Linked DNA regions of Homo sapiens: region 1 is linked to region 2. A link is a loop called in an ENCODE intact Hi-C map of the cell type or tissue named here. Cell type or tissue: HCT116. All regions are shown on one strand.

The links. Peaks named below come from ENCODE experiments on the same cell type or tissue, not always from the same donor. Only the 100,000 strongest peaks of a DNase experiment are listed, where the experiment ranks them.
Region 1: a loop joins it to region 2, with 2.2 times the contacts of the local background. A loop is called at or near these places in 23 of 110 quality-filtered maps.

What each region holds. Positions count from the first base shown.
Region 1 is chr14:77,846,411-77,854,410 of GRCh38, reverse strand. The region is part of intron 3 of ADCK1 (aarF domain containing kinase 1); the gene reads right to left. Among named protein-coding and RNA genes, the nearest start is that of ADCK1, 50 kb to the right of the region's middle. In HCT116, no CTCF peak of the experiment used is centred here; a DNase peak (open chromatin) is centred at 4,530.
Region 2 is chr14:78,151,644-78,159,643 of GRCh38, reverse strand. No RefSeq gene overlaps it. Among named protein-coding and RNA genes, the nearest start is that of NRXN3, 15 kb to the left of the region's middle. In HCT116, a CTCF peak has its summit at 4,623; a DNase peak (open chromatin) is centred at 4,585; H3K27me3 peaks cover 1,890 bases.

The DNA.
Region 1 (8,000 bases), 310 kb after region 2:
TACTCCCTTGGGGATCTCATCCAGTATCATGGCTGTAAATACCATCTGCACATTGATACACACAAATGTGTATCTCCTTCCCAGACCTCTCCTCTTACTGGAGCTTGCTGATTACAACTGCCTCTCTAACATCAATTACTCCAATATCCAACAGGCTCTTCAAACTTAGCCTGACTTTCCCACCACTCCCACCACCACCAAACCTGTTCTTCCCAGTCTTCTCCATCTTAGAAAATGGCAAGGCTAAACTTGGACTTTTTCAGGCCATAAATCATGATGTCAACCTTGACATTTCTTCCAAAACAGGAGCTAAAATTACCTTCCCATCTGAAAAAACTGGACAGCATATATAAAACAATGGTGTTCAAGACACTTGACATTAGGCAAGGAAGAAGAGTGATTCCTGAAAGATGAGAAAGAAACAAGGTGACAAGGTGAACATGATGAATGCCCCAGTTCACTGCATTGGGAGTTTCCAGGCTGAAGTGGCAGGGAGGGGAAGCCAGGCAGTGACCAGAAGACTCCTCAATTGAGGAGATACAGCTGAGAGTCCAGAAAGAGTTCAAGGGACAGAGCAGTGAGGAGAGAGCTGTACAAAAAAAGAACACTAAAGATCTGCAGAGACCCCACCGCATATACAGCTGAGTACCAATCAGCACGTGCATATCCAAAAATTGTCTGAGTCCAGGAAAAGAATAACCCAAAAAGCTTAGGGTTAACAGTACCCAGCATTCACACAGGACCTATTTCCACCAGCCAAGATGAAAAAAATCTCATAGTTCATGGGACATTTGTGGCAACACCCAGAAGGGCCTTGCGTCAGTAATGGCATATATCCCAAAACAAATACTGTTCCATTCCCATCTAACAAATATTAAAAGCAAGATCCAAAAAAAGCAAACTACTTCAGGTAACTTAACTGTGTCCCAGAACAAAGCTCAATATTTATAAGAATACAAAAATATCTACCACCCTAAAAATAAAAGCACAATGCCAGGCACAGTGGCTCACACCTGTAATCCCAGCATTTTGGGAGGCTGAGACAGGCAGATCACCTGAGCTCAGGAGTTCAAAACCAGCCTGGGCAATATGGCAAAACTCCATCTCTACATAAAATACAACAATTAGCTAGACACGGTGGCATGCACCTGAAATCCCAGCTACTTGGGAGGCAGAGGCAGGACAATTGCTTGAGACCAGGAGGCAGAGGTTGCAGTAAGCCAAGGCATGGATGACATAAAAGAGACAGAAAGAGAACCCTATCAAACTTTTAGAGATGAAAAATGTAATGCATGAGATGAAAAGCACACAAGATGCAATTAATGGCAGATTAGACATTGCAGGGGGAAAAAAATATCAGGCCAGGCATGGTGGCTCACACCTGTAATCCCAGCACTTTGGGAGGCCAAGGGGGACGATGGGTTGCCTGAGCCAGAGATTTTGAGACCAGCCTGGGCAACACAGCAAGACCCTGTCTCTAAAAAAAAAAAAAAAAAAAAAAAATATATATATATATATATATATATACACACATAAAAGATTAGTGAACTTGAAAACCTGGCAATAGAAACTATTCAGAATGAAACACATAGAAGTAAAAATAATTTTTTCTTACTGAAAAGAACATCAGTGAACTGTGGAACAAATTCAAGCAGCCTAGTAAATATGTAGTTGAAGTCCCCAAAGGAGAAGAGATGAGGAGTGAAATATATATATATATATATATATATATATATATATATATATATATTTATTTATTTAAAGAAATAATGGCTGAAATTTTTTCAAATTTGATTTTTTTTAAATGTATAAACTAATAAATTCAAGGACCTCAACAAGCCCCAAGCACAAGAAACATGAAGAAAGCTACATAATATTTTTAAACAATTTATACAGAGAAAAAAGATACAGACAGAAGAATAAAGATACGAATGATGGCAGATTTTTCACTGGAAACAATATGAGCAGAAGTTAGTATAGCAACATCTCTGAAAACAAAGAATTCTAAACCCAGCAAAGAAAATTTTTCAAAAATAAAGGTATAAAAGTTCTTGCAGATGTAGGAAAACTGTAGGAGATAACATCTCCTGCACTACAAGAGATGTTAAAGAACTGGCCAGGCTTGGTGGCTCATGCCTGTAATCCCAGCACTTTGGGAGGCCAAGGCAGGTGGATCACGAGGTCAGGAGTTTGAGACCAGCCTAGACAATAAGGTGACACCCCGCCTCTACTAAGAATATAAAAATTAGCCAGGCGTGGTGGCGCGCACCTGTAGTCCCAGCTACTCTGGAGGCTGAGGCAGAAGAATCACTTGCACCCGGGAGGCAGAGGTTGCAGTGAGCCGAGATCGCACCACTGCACTCCAGCCTGGGCAACAGAGCGAGACTCTGTCTCAAAAAAAAAAATTAAATAAATAAATACATAAATAATAAAGAGCCTTCATCAGGCAGAAGAAAAATGAAACCAGATAAAAATATGAATCTATATAAGGGAACAGAGAGACCAGAAATAGCAACTTTATGAGTAAATATACAAGAACTTTTTTATATTTTATATCTCTTTAAAAGACAAATGATTGCTTAACCAAATTATTAACAATGTAATGTGGTGTTTATAACATAAAAGCATGTATTACATCAATAGCATAAAACTTCAGAAGCAATGAAAGTATACGATTTTAAGATTCTTATACTCTTTGAAGTACTATAATATCACTTAAATATAGACTGACAAGATGTATACTATAAACTAAAGCAATCATTAAAGTAACAAAAAGAATTATAACTCATAAACCAACAAAGGAGGTAAAATACAACCATGAAAAATACCCAATCCAAAAGAAGGCGTGATAAAGGAAACAGGAATGAAGAACAAATAGGACAAACAGAAAACGAATAACTAGAACAAAGACATAAATCCAACCTTATCAACTATCCCTAAACACCCTAAGTAAAAGTAAGAGATTGTCAAACTACTCTTAAAAAGACCCAAATATGGCCAGGCGCAGTGGCTCACAGCTGTAATCCCAGCACTTTGGGAGGCCAAAGTGGACAGATCATGAGGTCAAGAATTCAAGACCAGCCTGACCAATATGGTGAAACCCTGTCTCTACTGAAAATACAAAAATTAGCCAGGCGTGGTGGCACGCACCTGTAGTCCCAGCTACTCGGGAAGCTGAGGCAGAAGAATTGCTTGAACCCAAGAGGCAGAAGTTGTAGTGAGCCAAGATTGTGCCACTGCATTCCAACCTGGGCAACAGAGCAAGACTCTGTCTCAAAAAAAAAAAAAGACCCAAATGTATGCTGCCTAAAAGAAACGCTCTTCAAATATAAAAACACAAATAGGTTAAATGTACGGAGTTGATGCAAAAGTAATAGCTGTCTTCATTAAAAGTAATGGCAAAAACTGATTACTTTTGCACCAACCCAATAGAAGGATAAAAAAAAAGATACATCGGGCCGGGTGTGGTGGCTCACACCTGTAATCCCAGCACCTTGGGAGGCCAAGGCAGGCGGATCACAAGGTCAGGAGATCGAGACCATCCTGACTAACATGGTGAAACCACATCGCTACTAAAAATACAAAAAAAAAAATTAGCCAGGCGTGGTGGCGGGCACCTGTAGTCCCAGCTACTCGGGAAGCTGAGGCAGGAGAATGGCGTGAATCCGGGAGGTGGAGTTTGCAGTGAGCAGATATTGCGCCACTGCACTCCAGCCTGGGTAACAGAGCAAGACACCATCTCAAAAAAAAAAAAAAAAAAAAGATATATCATGCCAATGCTAATCAAAAGAAAGCTGAAACAGCTATATTTATAGCAGACAAAATTGATTTCAGAGAAAAGAATATTATCAGGGATAAAGAAAATTATTTCATAACAATAAAGGGATCAATCCATCAAGAGGATATACCATCCTAAACATTTATGCACCCAATAACAGCTTCGAAATACATGACGTAAAAAAACTAATGAAACTGCAAAGAGAAACAGAAAAATCCACATTATAGGCAGAGATTTCAATATCTTCTCAATACATGATATAACAAATAGATAGAAAATGAGTTAGGATATAAAAGACTTGAACACTATCAACCAATCTGAACTGGCATTTATAGAACACTGTCCAACAACAGCAGAATATACATTATTTTCAAGTATAAGAGGAACATTTGCCAAGAGAGACCATATTCTTTCTGTTTGTTTTTTGAGACAAGGTTTTACTGTGTCTCCTAGGCTGAAGTATAGTGACACCATCATTGTTTACTGCAGCCTTGAACTCTTGGCCTCAAGGGAGTTTCCTGTTTTGGCCTCCCCAGTAGCTGAGACTACAGGCACACACCACCACACCCAGGTAATTTTTTAAAATTTTTTGTTGAGTCAGGGTCTCACTATGTTGCCCAGGCTGGTCTCACTATGTTGCCCAGGCTGGTCTCAATCTCCTGGCCTCAAATGATCCTTCTGCCTCAGCCTTCCAAAGCACTGGGATTATGGGCATGAGCCACCACATGCAGCTGACAGACCACATTCTGAGTCATAAAGCAGATCTCAGTAAATTTAAAAGGATCAAAATGTATAAAATATTTTCTCTGACCACAATGGAACCAAAGTATAAATCAATAACCAAGAAATCTCTGGAAAATTCCCAAATATTTGAAAACCAAGGCCGGGCTCAGTGGCTCATGCCTGTAATCCTAGCACTTAGGGAGGCTGAGCTGGAAGGATCACCTGAGGCCAGGAGTTCGAGAGCAGCCTGGGCAACATAATGAGAGCCCATCTTTACAAAAAATAAAAATGAAGAAAAATTAGCCAGGCATGGTGGCATATGCCTGTAGTCCCAGCTACTTGAGTGGCTGAAAGGTGGAAGTACTGCTTGAGCCCCGGAGGTCAAGGTTGTAGTGAGCCATGATCATGTCACTGCACTCCAGCCTCAGCAACAAAGCGAGACCCTATCTCAAAAAAAAGAAAGAAAACTAAATAACACCGTTCTAAAGAACTCATAGGGCAAAGAAGAATCAAAGGTAAATTAGAGAGTACCAGTTGGCCAGGCAAGGTGGCTCATGTCTATAATCCCAACATATTGGAAGGCCAAGGCGGGAGGATTGCTTGAGGCCAAGAGTTCAAGACCTGCCTAAGCAACATAGAGAGACCCTGTCTCTGCAAAAAATTTAAAAATTGCTGGGTGTGGTGGCATATGCCTTTGGTCCCAGTTACTCAGGAGCCAGAGATGAGAGTATCCCCTGAGCCAAGGAGTTTGAGGCTGCAGTGAGCCATAATTATGCCACTGTGGCCGGGCGCGGTGGCTCACGCCTATAATCCCAGCACTTTGGGAGGCCGAGGCGGGCAGATCACGAGGTCAGGAGATGGAGACCATCCTGGCTAACATGGTGAAACCCCGTCTCTACTAAAAATACAAAAAGAAATTAGCTGGGCGTGGTAGCGGGCGCCTGTAGTCCCAGCTACTCAGGAGGCTGAGGCAGGAGAATGACGTGAACCTGGGAGGCGGAGCTTGCAGTGAGTTGAGATCATGCCACTGCACTCCAGCCTGGGCGACAGAGTGAGACTCCGTCTCAAAAAAAAAAAAAAATTACACCACTGCACCTCAGCCTGGGCAACAGAGTAAGACACTCTCTCAAAAAAAATAAACAGGCCGGGCATGGTGACTCATGTCTTTGTAATCCCAGCACTTTTGGAGGCTGAGGTGAGAGGATCACCTGAGGTCAGGAGTTGGAGATCATCCTGGCCAACATGGCAAAACCCTATCTCTATTAAAAATAAAAACATTAGCCAGGCATGGTGGCACGTGCCAATAATCCCAGCTACTAAGGAGGCTGAGATAGGAGAATTATTTGAACCCAGGAGGTGGAGGCTGCAGTGACCCAAGATCGCACCACTGTACTCCAGTCTGGGCCACACAGCAAAACTCCATCTTAAGTAAATAAATAAATAAAATAAAATGCATGAAGTCTTTCACACACATTATCTCACCTGACCCAGGTAAAAGCCCTTGAGATAGGTACTATCATTCTCCTCATTGCACGGATGCAAGAACTTGGGCTCCAAAAAGTTAGAGGTCTTACCAAGCTTACTCAGCCAGTAAATAGTAGATTCAGGGTTTGAAACATTGCCCTCTAATTGCAAAACATCTGTCTTTCTCTACACTCTGCTGCCCATCCACACCATTACACATTCCTTGTAAGTGAGAAGAAAAACATCCAGGCCGGGGCTCATGCCTGTAATCCAAGCACTTTGGGAAGCCAAGATAGGAGGACTGCTTGAGGCCAGGAGTTCGAGACCAGCCTGGTCAGCAAAATGAGACCCCCATCTCTATTTATTTTAAAAAATTTTTAAAAGAAGAAGAAAAACATCCAGGTGGCCACTACCCACTATGGGGCCCTCAGTGTTGCCCTCCCCGGTTCCTCACAACACCCACCCACCCTGGTCCCCAGCTGAGCCCCAGCTAAGTCTCAGGGTTAGGCCACACGGCCACCATGGCTCTGGCCACGTCTGGGCTCCCGGGAACTGTTCCAGTAAGCCAGAAAACAAACTCTGAGATTGGGAACAAATTCATGAACACACAGGGGGATCTGGAAGGCCTCGTTATAGAAACAGATTGGGAATCATTGTGAGAAGGAAGCCAGGGAAGCCCTAGAAGCATGGGGTCTCTGATGACAGCAACTGGGCCACACTAGAGGACTGTGCAGCCCAACAAGGCAGGGCCAGGAAGGGCAGCACACTGGCCACAGTGGGAAAAGGGAAACAATCTTCAACGATAACCCTTCAAAGGTCCTCACTGCCTCACTGGCCCTGGTATGAAGTGGGTTTTTTGTGGGGTTTTTTGTTTGTTTGAGACAGTCCCACTCCATCACCCAGGCTGGAGGGCAGTAGCAGGATCTCAGCTCACTGCAACCTCCACCTCCTGGGTTCAAGCAATTCTCTTGCCTCAGTCTTCTGTGTAGCTGGGACTACAGGCGCCTGCCACCACGTCCAGCTAATTTTTGTATTTTAGTAAAGATGGGGTTTTGCCATGTTGGCCAGGCTGATCTCGAACGCCTGACCTCAAGTGATCCACCCACCTCAGCCTCCCAAAGTGCTGGGATTACAGGTGTAGGCCACAGCGCCCAGCCTGGTATGAAGTTTAAACTCCTGACAGGCCCATACAAGGCAGCCCAGCTGTCCTGCGGCTTCATCTCTTACACTCCCCACCTCACTCTCTACCCTCCAACCACAGTTATCAGCTCTCTCCTGTGCCATCCCCTGCCCCCAGGCCCTTGCATAGCATCTCCATAATCTCACCACACCACTCTCCTTTTCACCTGCGAAAAATCCTCTCAGCCTGGACCCAAGCCTGCCTCCCTTCACCTCCTCCTAGTCCTGACTTGACCCATTCTCCGTGCCACGCCTCTCCCCTCTCACAAGTGATGTTACTGCCTTCCACAATCCCAGGATGAAGGGCAGAGCAAGGAGTTCCTTTCACCCAGTGTGGCTCAAAATCCTCTTTTTGTCTGAGCCTCTCTTGGAGAAGATGGGGCTTCTGCCCATGCAGCAGCTCCATGGATATGATCAGCTTCTCCGCTTCGGGTCCACAGAAGAAAAAGCAGGGGAGCAACCCTAGACATGGCCAGGTTGCAACCAAACGAGTCTGGGACCCAGTGAGAGACCCAGAGCAACAGAGCTTTCCAATGTCAGGGACAATGACTTGACCGTTCCCCAGTGGGAAGGCCTCCTTCCCACCAGCCCCCACTCTGCCCTTTCTCAGCAGGGATCAGCTGGGCAGATCACTAGAGGGTCTCTGTTGGAGGATCCAGAACAGGGGTTTTTCCCAAAAACCAGTCAGGATATGGAATCACAGATGATTCACTCAATGAGAGCCACCTGCCCATCACAAGACACCCAGAAAGCCCTCCACAGTCCTGTCTTGAATCATGCAGGGGTCAGCTCAAAGCCCCATCACACCAGGCCTGGCTTCCAGGACAGTCATGGACTCCGACTGCTTCTCAAGGCT
Region 2 (8,000 bases):
TGGCGGGCGCCTGCAGTCCCAGCTACTCAGGAGGCTGAGGCAGGAGAATGGCGTGAACCCGGGAGGCAGAGCTTGCAGTGAGCTGAGATCATGCCACTGCACTCCAGCCTGGGCGACAGAGTGAAGGCTCCGTCTCAAAAAAAAAAATGAGGTGGGAGACGTTTACTATAGGAAGAACATGAGAACAGGGGAGAGTCAAGGAACCAGCTTTTTTTTAGCCTCAGGAAACGTGTAACTACTTCCCAGAAAGTCATAATCTTCAATGTTTTATAGCATCATGTTTAAGAGAAGGGACTCTGAAAGCAAACTACCTAGTATCAAATTCTGGTTCTACTGCTTACTAACTATGTGACCTTTGGAAAGTTATTTAACTTCTCTGTGCATCATTTTCATGATCTGTAAAATAGTTATAATAATAATACTTACCTCATAACATTTTTGTGAGAATTAAATGATTTAATATATGTAAAGCACTCAGAACAAATCACAGAGAGTAATAAGTAATAATAATATATAAATATTATCATCTTTATTGTTAGATTCATCCTTCATGGACACTCATGCACACAACAACATCAGGCATTCTCCCAGATCACTACTCATGGCAATCATTACAAAGACCCCTGTGCAAATTGAGGGAGGCAGATCCCAGCAGGAAGCTGATTTCAGGCCTAAGCTTGAAGAGGTTTAAAAAACAGGCAGAAATGAAGAATCAGGGTGTGTAAAATTGTTAAAACCTCTGCTTCCTTTAGAACCCCCTCAAGGCACACAATGTACTAATAACACTCTGTACTAATAACACTCACATTTAGTTTATAGAAGCCACATAGGGAGGCCCAGCATTTCCAGGACTTTTTCCCAGGTCTCTTCTTGACTACAGTCACTATCTAAGGTCCAGCATTGTCAGTAACCAGATGTCAGTATTTGTCAGGGCAAAAAACAGCTCTCCTGGAGTCACAACTCATCTGATTCCTGTGTGAGTTATAAGTTTGCCCAAGGCTCAACTCCCAGCACATATCAGCCAGCATATTAAAGGTGCCTGACAAATGCCTGTGCAATAAATGAATTGTAGCTCTTTCATTATGTTTGTGCTTCAAGTGGACAATAATATAAAGCATCTACTTTTGCCCCTCACCACCAGGAAGAAAACCAAATGAAGCATTATAAAACAATCAGTTGGCATCATAGAATAAGAACAAATGTGAAAGTGGTCATTAGTTTGTACGATGGACATCCATCCAGCAAGCCCTCAAATGCTTGCTACTCTGGTTCCAACTCAACCCTCCTGTAGGGCAATAATGATCCTTAGAACTCTTGTGGGCAATTTCCCCTCAAATTTCCTGTGGAAGTGCATTGCTTCCAGCACCACGGAGAGCTCCCAGCAGCTGCCTTCTCCGTGGGGCCGGCTCCGTCTTCTCAGAACCACGGAGAACACCAGGAGACTCAGCAGGTGTACAGGATCTAACTGAAGTCTCCCAAAGTGCCCTAACGTCCAATAAATATCAAAAGAATCTACTATCCTGCAGCAGGGCTGGAGAGAGCGGGCCTGAAAGCAGCTGACTAATGATTGCAGCTTTTGTGCCAGATCAGCATTTTTATTCCCCCCAGCCCCCAGCAGTTAAATGCCCAAGGTGAATTCAAAAGCCGAAGTCCAAATTGTGATCAGATCAACTTGGCTGCGCCAGACAAAACTGATCTTATCTGAATGGTGACTTTATTCACTTTGGAGAGCAGAACTCATTACAATAATAAGGAGCGACAGAAATGGGAGGAAGAGCAATCACAGCAGATCCAGGGAAGAATTCACTTTACCATCATTTTGGAGGATTAATTCTAAGCTTCCCTTCTATAAACGTCATTCTTCACTCTAGCAGGAGGTCCAGGGTCTGAAATTATTCTAGCTGACTTGCAGAATGCATCACTTTGCACGTGATTTGCAATCCATTTCTGCTTCTTCCTACTAAGCTCAATGATATTTAATGGCCACTTGGCCTTCTGCATATCCTACTGAGCTGGTGTGAGGAGGTGCACACGCTGGAGGTCACATGGTGGGTCACAGGTGTTCACAAAGGTCTGAGTGTGTGTACATAAAGAAAACGGAGTGTGAGTGTACAAGCACAGAAGAGGTGTATGCACTCTCACAAAGAATAGAGCTGCTTTGCTGCAAGAGGGAGAGTAAAGAGGAAATGTGTTGAAGCAACTGTGTGTGCTTAAGATAATATATTATTTCTAGACCTGGTCCTCACTCTAGATCCCTACCTACTAGCCAGCTTAAGTGAGAAGATTATATAATTACCTGGAATCTTCTCATTGGGGATACTAATTATTTCGTCTCATTTCCCAAGCTACCTCCTAAATGCAAGTCCACTGCATTAACTGCCTTTTCTTGAACCTGCTACATACTTTCACACCTCCATGTTTTATTCATGCTGTTCCCTCATCCCCAAATTCCCTCCTACTTCCTCCTCTCCATCTCCTTACCCAATTAAAAATATATTTCTATTAAAAAGTATATTTCTATTAAAAAATGTGTTTCGAGGCCTAAATCAAAGTTCACTTCCTCACGGTGTTGTCTCTAACTCTCCCTCCATAATTACTCGTCTCTTTGTTCTCACAGCAAGCTATTTTTAACTCCTATTAGAGTTATTTGTTTGCATGTCTCTGTCTCTTCCTCTCTAGATTTTAAACTCCTTGAGAGCAGGGATTTTTCTTTTTAATCTTTGTATGTATCCCATCCTCATGCAGACAGTTTCTGGCTTATCACAGACACATCACAATACATTTTAAGTCAATAAATAATTGAATAAAACTTAACAATATAAAGCATAATATTTTCCTCTGTCACCTTTCACCTGAAATCTTGTATTCTGCAAATGGCCAAGGCTTTTCTTGTGCTGGTTTTCTCCACTAGCTTAACAATTAGGAAAGAAAGGAAAAGGAGTTGACCTGAAGTGTCTGGTGTCACTGGCTAAGACAAAGCTTTGCCATAAAACTAGAGCACACCTTGGTGGCTCTCACTTGTGCCATTGGTGACATGTGTCCAGCTAATTCTCAGGTTCTGGACCCTACTTTGGCCTGGAGGTGCTCACTTGGTATCTCCTACCCTTAGCAAACTTGTCTGAACTTGACTTCTAGCTTTTCAAGAGTTATATCTCCTACTCTTAGCAAACTTGTCTGAAATCTCCTACCCTTAGCAAACTTGTCTGAACTTGACTTCTAGCCTTTCAAGAGTTACGGTGTCTCCCTGATTTTACAAGTCCTAGCTATTCCTTCAAAATTCCTACTCTTACCTTCTAGCTATCTACCACCTCACTGAGCTTCAGGTGCTGAATCCTTCAAAGTACCTCTGTGCCACATGACAATGTATCATTCCAGAGTAACTATATGTGTGAGTGTAGACGTAAACATGACCAGACACAACATGTATATATTCAATTCCTTACACTCAGAACATCACTCTGAGTGCTATTATACAGAGGTCAGTGCACCCTCCCATTAGGAATGGCGCACTTCACAACTCCTCACAGAAAGAACACTGATAAACTTGATGTCAGAGAAATGCCTGCATCGCCTCCCTCATAACCTCTCTATCTAGGAGCAGTTGTCATTTCCCAGCACCTGCATCCTCTACATCCAGCACTCTCAGGATGGAGTCTGACCAATGGGAGGAGAAAGTGAAGGCTGCTGAGTCTCAGAGAGAGGCTGCCTCATCACTGGGATCCTACGAGAGAGGCTGGTGCTGGGATCTCTTTCCCAGATTCCCAGTGTCCCCATCCCATGCACCTCACATCACTGGTTTTTTCATGCATCCTTCTCCCCACCTCATCTTGTCCAGTTCTTTTCAGATTTCTCGGCTGAATTTTGGTGGATTATCACCTTCTTATCTTGCTTAGCTCACTGGAGTCTGCGTCCTTTGCTTTTCGTTTATCTACTTCCTGACTCTTGAACTCTAAGTGGGCTCTGTGTTCTGAGATAGCGCAAGATTCTTGCTTTTCCTGCCACCTACACTATGGCAAGATGAGAGGCATGCAGGGCACTTGAGATGAGAAGGAAGAGTGGGGGAAGGTAGCACTGTGCTTAATATGCCTAGTGTTCCATTACTGGAACACTAAGCATGTGGGAGTTATTTATATCCTACTGCTCAAGGTCATTGCCAAGGTCTGATTGCAAAAATTCAAAAAATTGCAACCCCAGGCATAAATAGGTTAACAGATGTAACAGTCCTGCATCCTGAATGATCAAGTCTCACTGCAATCACTTTCTAAGGACTTAGTGGTTAATTTGCATTATTCCAAGATCATTTCTCATTTTATTCACAGTAACTGCTGTTTCCTCTGGAACCAAAAGAGTTAAGAGAGGCAGCCCACATGTAGCATTATACTGAGTTTAAACTTAGCACTGCCTCTTCAAGCTCTGGGCCCTACCTATCTTGAGACTCAGTTTTCTCATCTGTAGAATGGAAATCATACTTAACTGAGGACTGCAATGACTATAAATCAGATGACCTAAGGCAATACAATACCAGGCACAGAGCAAAAACAGTGTGTTTTGAGCCCTGTGGTGCAGGCCTGCAGGACTTCTGTGGTTAGTGTGAACTTGCGGCAAGTGGGGGCAGCAGAGGGCCACTGGGGGAGTGGAGATAAGCCTAAGAGGCCTGGATCTTCAGAATCCTTGATTCCAAGGGACAGGTTCCAGGAGCAGACATATCGAGGTGAGTGGGATCCTCTAACAAGAAAATAGAGAAGAGAAACCAGGTAGGCAGAGGCCCAGGTAGGCACACACAGGTCTACCTGAGGTCAGTGGGTTGTGAGGTCAGATGTCTGGAATTCATGAGAGATTGGCAACACAGAGCCAGCTAGGCCAGCTGGAGAGCCTGGGGGTACCTGACAGAGGCCAAGAACCCTGCAGTCACAGAGATTTCCCCTTGAGTGCCTCCCAGAGCCACCATGCCATGGAAAACAGCTTTTTGTCAGCTCCAACACAGGCAGCCCACATCAGCAGAATCATTTTGTTGAGAGAGGTTGTTTTTTTTTTAACATATAATAATTTACACCCTTAGCCCAACTATAAAGGTTTAAGATTCTCTTGGGCTGACAATGCCCCTGTCTTAAGGCCCTTGCTAAAAAGCCCAACCTTTCAGCTTCCTTGTCTCATATTTTCCAGCTACAGAAATAAATCTCACGTGTCCTGGGGAAAGTGTCAAATATCTACCTCCAGACATCTGGACCCAAGTTGCATCACATATAAGAAGAGGGTGCTGGATCAGAACTCTTCCGCTTCTCAAACCACTAAGATTCAAAAGCTGAGAGTTTCTGATTTTCCTTCATTCACCTTGTGCTAAGCAGCAGCTCCACACTGAGCAATCTGCTTAGGAAATAACATTATGTTACTGCCAGGGACCCTCCATTGGCGGGGTGGGGGGTGAGCATCAGAGTAGTTCATCTGCCCCAACATTAGATCCTGGGGCTTCTTTTGTTTTTCATTTGTTTGCTTGTTTGTTGAGACAGGGTCTCATTCTGTCGCCCAGGCTGGAGTGCAGTGGCATGATCACGGCTTACTGCAGCCTCAACCTCCTGGGCTCAGTGGATCCTTCCACTTCAGCCTCCTGAGTAGCCAGGATTATAGGCACATGCCTGGCTAATGTTTGTATTTTTTGTAGAGACAGGGTTTCACCATGTTGTTCAGGATGTTCTCAAACTCTTGCCCACCTCGGCTTCCCAAAGTGCTGGGATTATAGGCATGAACCACTACTTCTGGCAAGGAAAGCTTTTTAAAAAGACTTATCTATGCCTAGGCCTCCATTACCAGGAATCTTTATTTTATATATATATATATTTTAGTCTGGTGTAGGACCAAGAATAATGGTTAAAATATCTACTGACCAGTAAGGCATGAGCCCCAACCACTCTGGGGCATGCTGGCAGGTACACCATACCTGCAAGTACAAATTGGGTGTCAACCTAGCCAAGCGGGGGTGGTTGGTCAAGCAGCCCAGGTGATTCTAATGTGCAGAGTGGTGAGACATTGGGTCAGACTTTGCCTCTGGGTAAATATCCAGTAACTGAGGCTCCTCCAGGCATGAAAGCAGTTTACAACTAAACCCACCTAAGAAGCTCTGTCTGCACTGACGAAGAAATCAAGATGGGGTTTTGGTCACGAGGCACACACACAAAGGATCATGTGGTCTTTGAGGGCAGGAACTATTTTGTCTTCCTCTTCGAAGACACACAGTGTCGCCGCCTCTCACAGTGCTTGGCACATAGGAGTTGAATGCATCTGATGAATGTATGATTGAATGAATGAATGGCACTGGCTTTCTCATGGGCTTCTGCCATGAGGCAAAATGACACACACACACACAGCCTCATGGAGAATGCATAACCTGTGTGCAAATGCTGCTCACACTTTCTGTAAAGAAGGATTTATTTTTATTGGATGAAGGGAAGGGGGTGCTGTTGTTCATTTTTCACATCAAATATTTCTGGGCAGTTTGCCCAGAAATCACTAAGCAGTTTGCAAGGAAATGGGGATTTCTTGTCTTTGTGTAACCACCCCACCTCTATCCCTCTTTTGGGTCCAGGAAAGCTTTCTGTGTGGGTGAGCTTTCAGAGGCACCAGCCAAACCCTGTGTTCTTGTCTCCAGAAGTTCTGGCGGGTGATTCAGCTCTCTCGGTCCCCTGGTATGTCCTTGGGCCTGCTGTCCCAGCCTGACCATGCTGGCCCTTTATCCTTGCTTCTCCTGCCAGACCCCCCACCCCCATCCCCGGCAGCACTGACCCATTTCTACCTTCTGCACCGTGGTGTAGGTCTCTGACTGAATTGTGGGGGTGGGGGGAGAGGAACAGACTGCCGTTTGGAATCTTAATGAGACCAAGTCCATTTCATGATGCTGTCATTTCATATTTCACCGCTATGATATGAAGGCTCAAGAGGCCCCAGAGCAACTTTCTGCTTTGCACGCAGGGTGCTGAGAGGCAGGAAGAAGGAGGGAAGTGGCTGACAGACGGCAGGAGACCACTCCCCCTTCATCAGCCTCCCTGCCCACACCAACACCAAAGTGGCAGAGGATGAGTCCTTTCCTTGGAGACTAAAAATGAGACCCAAATGCATGAAGCCAAGGAAGGAGTTTTCACCAGGTAAAAGAGGAGCCAAGATCAACGCCGGGCAGGAAGGGAGGAGCCACCCCCTCACTGCCAAGCTCTCGCATGTTCTCAAATACAAACAGAGCTGGCCTCGGGGCATCATAGAAATTGCTATTATAAATTCAGATGGTGCACCAGGGGGTGCCTCATTTTCTATTATTGTGGTTGGTCTCGTGAGCCACTCTGGCAATAGGATCTCAAAAGTGCAAGTGCTACCCCCGGGGGCACTGTTAGAAACACATTATTTTAAAGCACTGCAATAAAGCATGAACTCAAACAACTTCATTGAAATAAAGATTAATACGGAGCATGTGTTCCTCAGCCTCCTCCCACCCACACACCCCACAACTCATACCTTTTTCCCCACATAAACACCTGGGGATCAAGCTCCCTGGCCTATCTGCCTTGCCTACAGGTCAGGGCTTGATAGGATATAGGACACAGAACTTGAGTGACCATTAGGAGAAGAGGTGTAGGAAGGCCAGGCGGTGTCCAAGGCAAAATGTGCAGACACAAAGGGATCATCGTGCTGTGATTCCAGGCCCTTTAGCCTATGGGATGCAGTGGAAAGAGGCCTGGACTAGGAGTCAGGGGCCCTGGATTCTTGTCCAGGTCCAACTGTTAACTAGAGGCATTAACCTGAGCATATCATTTAACCTCTCACATCCCCAATTATGTTTTCTATAGTCCTAGTCTCCCTGTTTCACAAGATTTATGGGTGGGAGGCAGGGGATGAAACAAGATAAGGCAGGTAATATAAAATGTTGTGAAAACTAAGATGTGTCATCCCAACATAAGAGACGTGTCCTTTTCTCCAGGGTGTGGTTCAGGAGGAAGGGGCCTCAGCTCTCAGCCCAC